2 separate regions of the Homo sapiens genome follow, and region 1 is linked to region 2. Evidence: chromatin contacts called from ENCODE Hi-C or POLR2A ChIA-PET data. All regions are on one chromosome and are shown on one strand. The core of a region is the stretch at or near the end of the contact, and the rest is flanking DNA. Distances in the headings are between cores, read along the strand shown. Region 1 has its middle 37 kb from the start of MIS18A. Region 2 holds the start of CFAP298-TCP10L (CFAP298-TCP10L readthrough).

Region 1 (3,782 bases), core at 861-3,360, 370 kb after region 2:
AGGATTGCTGGGTCATATGGTAAGTCTGTGTTTAACTTTATAAGAAATGTTTAGATGTTCCAGTTTCTCTGCATCCTCACCGGCACTTGTTACTGTCAGGTTTTAGGTGTACAGTGGTGCTTCATGATCATTTTCATTTGCATCTGCCTAATGACTATGATAAACATCTTTTTCATATGCTTGTCACATATATATACCATTTGGTAACACACCTATTCTAGTGTTTTGACCATTTTTTAAAAACTGGGTTGTCTGATTTTCTTACTGCTGCACTTTGGTAGTTCTTTTTATATTCTAGATCCAACTCTTTTTTTAGGTATTTAAAAAATATTATCTCCCAGTCTGTAGCTTGATTTTTTATTCTCTTAACTTTTCACTGAGCAAGTTTTTGATTTTGATAAAGTCCAATTTAGCAACTTTATCTTTTTTGGTGTCATATCTACGAACTCTTTGCCTAATCCCAGATTACAAAGATTTTCTCCTGTGTTTGCTTCTAAAACGTTTAACGTTTTTCATTTAGGTTTGTGATCTATTTTGAATTTTTTTTAATAAGGTGTGAGGTTTCTGCTGAAGTTTATTTATTTTGCCTCTGGATGTCCAATAAGTCCACACCGTTTGTTGGAAAGCCATCCTTCTTCCAGTGAATCGCTTTTCACCTTTGTCAAGAATCAGTTGGTTCTGTCTGTGTGGGTCTGTTTCCAGGTGCTCTCTTTTGTTCTGCCAGTACCACACTGTCTTGGGGAGGTAGATAAATAGTTCACTCACTTGTTAGGAGTCTGGCTACACTTTTGCTGAAAGAAGTGTTTTAAAACATTACCAGTTCGACATGGCCCCACCATGTCTGAGTCTTCACTACCCCTGTCCATCCATCAGAGTCCCACAACACTGGGAGCTTCTGGAGGGCAGGGATAGGGACATTCTTTTTGATAAGCCCAGCACAGGACCTTCCACATAGCAGGTGCTCAATCATATTTGTGGGGAAAAAAATGACTAATGATTCACTGGCTAAATACTGTCTACATTCAAGAATACAGACAAGAAGTCACATTTAGAAGGAGGCTTTTAATCACAGAGTGACCATTTTACAAACAGGGAGCAGAGACATTTTTGCTGTGCTCCAGCACTCAAAAACTTTTTCTTTTTTTTTTAAGTACAGTCTAATTCAGATGAAGAAAATATACTTATGGGCTATGACCTTTTTCCCCAACCAAAATGAAATAATTATATTAAATGCCATGAAAAAAATGATGTATATTTATACCTAAGATTATCTATTTTACTCAGTAGAAGAATATGATGAGGAAACAGGCACTGGCTTTCACCTTCCGAAATGGCCATATCCAGGCATCTTTGGAAAGTGACAGGCCATGGAGCCTTATCATCCCTCCTCCTGATGTGGATTCAGGTTTATATTGGAAAATTCAATCGCTCTCAGGCTGCTTCTTGCTGCTGTAAAAATCCTTTCTGGCCGGGCGCGATGGCTCGCGCCTGTAATCCCAGCACTTTGGGAGGCTGAGGCGGGTGGATCACGAGGTCAGGAGATCGAGACCATCCTGGCTAACACAGTGAAACCCCGTCTCTACTAAAAACACACAAAAATATAGCCGGGCGTGGTGGCGGGCGCCTGTAGTCCCAGCTACTCGGGAGGCTGAGGCAGGAGAGTGGCGTGAACCCGGGAGGCGGAGCTTGCAGTGAGCCGAGATGGCGCCACTGCACTCCAGCCTGGGCGACAGAGCGAACTCCGTCTCAACAACAACAACAACAACAAAAAACCCAAAATCCTTTCTGGTATGAAATTGTCAAGAGAGCAACACAGAAGAATTTCTTTGAGTCTTCTGTGGGACAAGAAAATAGCTCGATAAGGCAGTTTTCCATAATTGTGCTCTTTATAGTGAAATGTTACCGCTTTGCCTCTGAGCTGTTAAGGGTTGACATGTGTGTCTTTTATTACACCTGCCAGGGGAGGAAAGAATGTCAGAAACCCAGCCTGAGAAGCCCTAGTTCCTTCTCTGATGTTTAATTTCTTACATCTCTGCTTCAGACAGTCTGGTCTAGCAGACAGGCAACAAGGCCGAGGTAGCTGGCTCCAAGTCTTCCTAAATTCTCAGGAACTCCATGTTCCTTCCAAGGAAAGGGAAATAGGATGTAGCCCATCACCCTGCCACACCATCTTCACTGAGACAGAATCATAAGAACGATGACACTTAAGTTACCATTTGGGGTCACATCCTTGACAGTTGGCTCTGTTGCTTTCTTGAGTTTTTTTTTTTTTTTTTTATTGTCAGCTAGACATTTTGCTTCTTCAAATAAAGCAGTACTCCACTGGAATGTTGCTCGGATTTTAATTGTGTTTTCTTTGGATGGAAAAGAATTTGAAGTTCTACTTTCGTAATAACCACACCAAATGATTTACTTAAACTGAAAGTGAACAGTCAGTTACATGTTTAGTTTTCAGTCATGACATTGTATATGAAAGTTATGAAAAAGTAAGTGCCATCTATGTTGACTCTGAAAAAATATACATATAAAAATCACTACGGTCTCTCTAGAAACGCTGAAAGCCAAATATAATCTTAACATTTAAATGTGAACTTGAGGAATAGGGCCACATTTTAACAGCTTGACAGGCTTCGGTTTCAGCTGCTTTCTTTAAAGAGAAATTTCTAAATATTTAAGCAGCATCTGTCAAGTCTCCCAGACATGAGCCATGAATGAGACTTCCTGTATTATGGGGATTGTAGTGACTGCTAGAAAAATAAACTGCAAATAAATGAATCCAAGGGAGAGGGATGCAAATACGCTCTGCAGTACGAGTTCACTGAGAAGGGAGGCTGGACTAATTTCCTTGAGTAGGTACTTTAAAAAAACCAAAACCACATCTTTTGGGCGTCAGTGTCTGTGGCAGTCCATTGCAGACACAGATGTTTGTGTACAAAGACCAGGGCATTCATGTATAAATACAAGTAAGTGTAGCAACATATATTGTACATCCAAGTCTTATTTAATCGTGACAACATTTTTGTGTGCTATTATTATCACCATCCTGTAGATGGAGAAGAAACCAAGTCTGGCTGTATCCCTTGATTTTGCCCAGGGTCACGGTCTTAGTTTGTTTTGGCTGCTATAAGAAAATACCACCAACTGGGTGGCTTATAAACAACAACTGTGAGAAATTTAGTTCTCACAGTTCTGGAGGCTGGGAAGTCCAAGAACAAGGCCCCGTAGGTTTGGCATCTGGTGGCAGCTGCTCTTGGTTCCTAGATGGCATCTTCTTGCTGGGTACTCATGTGGCGGAAGGGACAACTCTCCTCTCTTTAGCTCCTTACAAGGACACTAATCCCATTCGTGAGGGCTTCACCTTCGTGACCTAATCACCTGTCCAGAGACATTCCAGTACCACCATGTTGGGGATTAGGTTTTAACGTATGAATTTAAGGGACACAGAGGTTCAGTCCATGCATCATGTAATTGGTTGATGTTGGTTCTGCTGTCTCCAGAACCAACATTGCAGCAATGCGATGCAACGTTCGCAGCACTGTGACATTGACATCATTGTGTCCCCCACAGACCTGGACTGCGTATTTGTACGTAATTCCCAACAACTCAAATGGAATTCTGCTTTAAGGATGCCTACTTATTTATTTATAACTTCTTTTGTTTCAATAGTACCCAGAAGAAAAAGATGTCTGTGGTTCAGGAAAGGTGATCAGGAATAACCCAGCAGCCCCTTTCAGTCAACAGCAGTGTATTTTTCTTTGAAACCACCAAAGATTTTCTCCTTA
Region 2 (3,731 bases), core at 980-3,479:
ACTTCAACAAATGTAAAATGAAAATGCTAAGTGGTGGCTGGGCGCGATCGCTCACGCCTGTAATCTCAGCACTTTGGGAGGCTGAATCAGGCGGATCACCTGAGGTCGGGAGTTCAAGACCAGCCTGACCAATATGGAGAAACACTGTCTCTACTAAAAATACAAAAAAAAAAAAAAAAAAAAAAAATTGCCGGGCATGGTAGCGCATGCCTGTAATCCCAGCTACTTGGAAGGCTGAAACAGGAGAATCGCTTGAATACGGGAGGCAGAGGCTGCAGTGAGCCGAGATCATGCCATTACACTCCAGCCTGGGCAGCAAGAGTGAAACTCTGTTAAAAAAAAAAAAAAAAAAAAAAGAAAAGAAAAAAAGAGAAAATATTACTTCCATTATCGCAGGGGGTGCTCACCCCTGATGATATTGTTTTCTAATATCCAGGGAAGGAGAGTATGATATTACTCCCAATATCGCAGGGGGTGTACACTTTTTTGTGATATTGTGTCTAATATCCGGGGAAACAGAGGATGATATTACTCCCAATATCGCAGAGGGTGGACACCCCCCTGGGATATTGTTCCTAGTATCCCAACGGGGAGAGGATGATATTACTCCCCATATCGAAGGAAATGTACACCACCCCTGTGATATTGTTCCTGATATCCAGAGAGGAAAAGAATGATATTACTCCCAACAGCGAAGGAAATGTATACCCGCGCTGTGATATTTTTCCCAGTATCCGGGGGGGAGAGGATCATATTACTTCCAATATCGCAGGGTGTGTACACCCCCTCTGTTATCTTGTTGCTAACATCCAGGTTTGGGGAGGAAAACATTACTCCCAATATCACAGGGGGAGTACACCCCTCCGTGACCTTGTTAGTAATTTCCTGGGTGGAGAGGATGACATTACTCTCAATATCGCAGGGGTGTACACCCCACTGTGATATTTTTCTAAATATTCAGGGCGGGAGACGATAATATTACTCCCAATATCGCAGAAGGTGTACATTCCCTGACCATCAAACATAAGAAGTCCATCAACCTGTTTAGTTTTCTTTAGATCTGTATTTGAATTTGTGTTGTCCGTTTGTTTATTTATTATTTTTGAGACACAGTCTCACTCTGTCGCCAAGGCTGGAGGGTAGTGGCGCGATCTAGGCTCACTGCAACCTCCGCCTCCCGGGTTCAAGCAATTCTCCCACCTCAGGCTCCCTAGTAGCTGGAATTACTGGCACGCGCCACTACGTTCGGCTAATTTTTGTATTTTTAGTAGAGAAGGGGTTTCACCATGTTGGCCAGGCTGCTTTCGAACTCCTGACCTCAGGTGATCCGCCCTCCTCGGCCTCCCTAAGTGTTGGGATTACACGCGTGAGCCACCGCTCCTGGCCTGTCCATTTATTTTTGTTTTCTTTTTGTCACACTAAAATATAAGCTCCATGAGAGCAGTGACTCTGGATCTGTGGGGCCCGGAATAAACAGCGACTGACGCCGACTGCCTTCAGCAAGAGTCCGCTGGAGGATGGCTGGATATTTCTGGGAGGGTCGCTCTGGCAGGGGCCGCTGGAGCTACCCCAGCAACGCCATCCAAATCAACCTGAACGAAGAAGTGCGGACACTCGCCCTGGCCCCTCCGTCCTGAAAAGCTGACCCGCGCAAACAGCAGCGAACAGCAAGACTCAGTTCTGGGTCGCTGCCGCCGAACTTTCCCAGGCCGGAAACAGCGTGGAAACGTTGCCGGAAGTGGAGACTGAAAGCGGCGGAAGGGACGCTGGAATGTGGAGCGGTTGTGGGGCGGCAGCTGCGGAACTGCGCGATTGTGGTTCCCGCCGTATTTCCCGTTCCCCATCTAGTAACTCCCATCTCAGCCCACGTATCTCCCTGAGTGGAAATCTCGGGCCCCAGACCAGTCGATTGGGAGGTCCGCCCTCCCCTTCAGCGACTTGGTCTGTGTTTTGGCAGTTGCCGCGACAACAGTCACTTCCGGGAAGGGGCTCTGCGAATCTCCTTCCGTCGGTCCGCTCAGAATCAGCTGTCCTCTCAGACTGTGTGGGTGGTTTCCCCGGCCGCAGCTCCGTACGGGCTTGGATTGCTGGGCCTCGGTGCACCCCAGCCTCCCCCACTCGGGTTCTGAGCTTGAGCTGGCGGCTCTTTAACTCTGCTTCACTGTTGCTCTTGGCAACATCCACTTCCGGGAGCGAGTGCCGTTTCCCCCGCTCACCGCGGGCTAGGGAGCGTGGGATTCCGGACTGTGAGCGGCTGTTAGTGCGTCGCAGCTGCTGGCGATCCGGCGACCCTCGGCCGGCAGGACCCGCGGGCCACGCAGCCGGGGCCTTCTCAACGCCTCAGTACCTCGGCGGGACCGCCATGGTTCTGCTGCACGTGAAGCGGGGCGACGAGAGCCAGTTCCTGCTGCAGGCGCCTGGGAGTACCGAGCTGGAGGAGCTCACGGTGCAGGTGGCCCGGGTCTATAATGGGCGGCTCAAGGTGCAGCGCCTCTGCTCAGGTGCGGCTCGCGGGTGGGCCCATCCCGGACAGATCGAGAGACCGGCGTGGGATGGAGAAAGAGGGGCAGGGTGGGCCGAGGGGTCAGGTTTGTGAAGATTATTGAAGAGATTTGCAGCAGCCGGGGTTGAAACGGGACACTAGGGTTAACCGGAGATGAATAAGGAACCGGAGAAGATCCGGCCTGTCTGACACCCCGGGCTGGGAGGTGGGCCCAGGTGCCTCTCGGAGCCAGGATTTGGGGTGCTGCGAATAAGTGGAAATGGGCTGGGGAGGGAGGAGGGAGCCGAAAGGCCGGGCTGAACAGCAGACTTAGTGCAATTAATCACGTGTGAGGGGTGAGATGAGAACTAGGTGGGCTTTTAAAAGCTGAATTTACTATTTTTAGTCGCCCAATGTAAAGCAGCGAGCCACCTGGCTTTGGGACGGCCCCTTACAGTTGAGGAAGCCTTGGTGATCTTTCCCCGCCCTGGAAACGGCCTGTTGCGTTGCGGCGCCGTCTCCCTACCCCGCGCAGGTTCCAGGGCACCCGCTTTGCCGCAGAACTTTCCGGCGGTGGAAGGGCCCCCATCTGTGCTGTCCATTGGGCAGCTGCCGGCCACTTGTGGCCGTAGAGCATTTGGAATGTGGCTAGTGCGGCCAGGCAACCGAATTTTACATTTGCATTTTAATTAATTAAATATATATAAATATAAATAAATACCATATATATAGTATATATGAATATAAATAAATTATATATATGTATATATAAATATAAATAAATTATATATATATATATATATATGGTATGTGTGTGTGTGAGAGACAGGGTCTTACTGTTGCCCAGGCTGGAGTGCAGTGGCGCGATCTCTGCTCACTGCAACCTTCGCCTCCCGGGTTCAAGCTATTCTCCTGCCTCAGCCTCCCAAGTATCTGAGATTACAGGCGCCCACCACCACGCCCAGCTAATATTTGTATCTTTAGTGGACACGGGGTTTCATCATGTTGGCCAGGCTGGTCTCGAACGCCTGACCTCAGGTGATCCGCCTGCCTCCGCCTCCCAAAGTGCTAGGATTACAAGTGTGATCCATCGCGTCTGGGTCATTTTAATTTAAATAAATTTAAATCGCCAAGTGGAGCGAGTAGCTGCCGCATTAGACAGCATAGTTTTTGAACTTGACGGGATGATACTTCCTGATGTGGTCTAGGATATTACTGTTTATATAACTATCGTGTATATATAGAATAT

The links. A loop is a pair of places that touch in the nucleus more often than their neighbours do. ChIA-PET counts read pairs that join two places held with the same protein, here RNA polymerase II (POLR2A). Pooled maps may share reads with other maps.
Region 1: a pooled map shows a loop between it and region 2 (4-fold over the local background). The contact joins the enhancer-like site here to the promoter of CFAP298-TCP10L in region 2. A Hi-C loop is called at or near these places in 1 of 168 maps with a recorded cell type or tissue (mammary epithelial cell) and 5 of 50 pooled maps. POLR2A ChIA-PET finds 5 or more read pairs at or near these places in 1 of 52 experiments (activated naive CD4-positive, alpha-beta T cell).

What each region holds. Positions count from the first base shown.
Region 1 is chr21:32,239,864-32,243,645 of GRCh38, reverse strand. It overlaps a transcript of MIS18A not described here. Among named protein-coding and RNA genes, the nearest start is that of MIS18A, 37 kb to the left of the region's middle. Within about 2 kb of position 2,110, at least 2 of the 41 ENCODE cell types and tissues checked have a DNase peak (open chromatin) inside an H3K27ac peak, as active enhancers do.
Region 2 is chr21:32,610,875-32,614,605 of GRCh38, reverse strand. It overlaps CFAP298-TCP10L (CFAP298-TCP10L readthrough), which reads left to right and starts at 2,229. Exons shown (of 12, transcript NR_146639.2): 1 at 2,229-2,501. It overlaps CFAP298 (cilia and flagella associated protein 298), which reads left to right and starts at 2,229. Exons shown (of 7, transcript NM_021254.4): 1 at 2,229-2,501. The coding sequence starts at 2,363. RefSeq lists enhancers at 1,988-2,097, 2,758-2,807.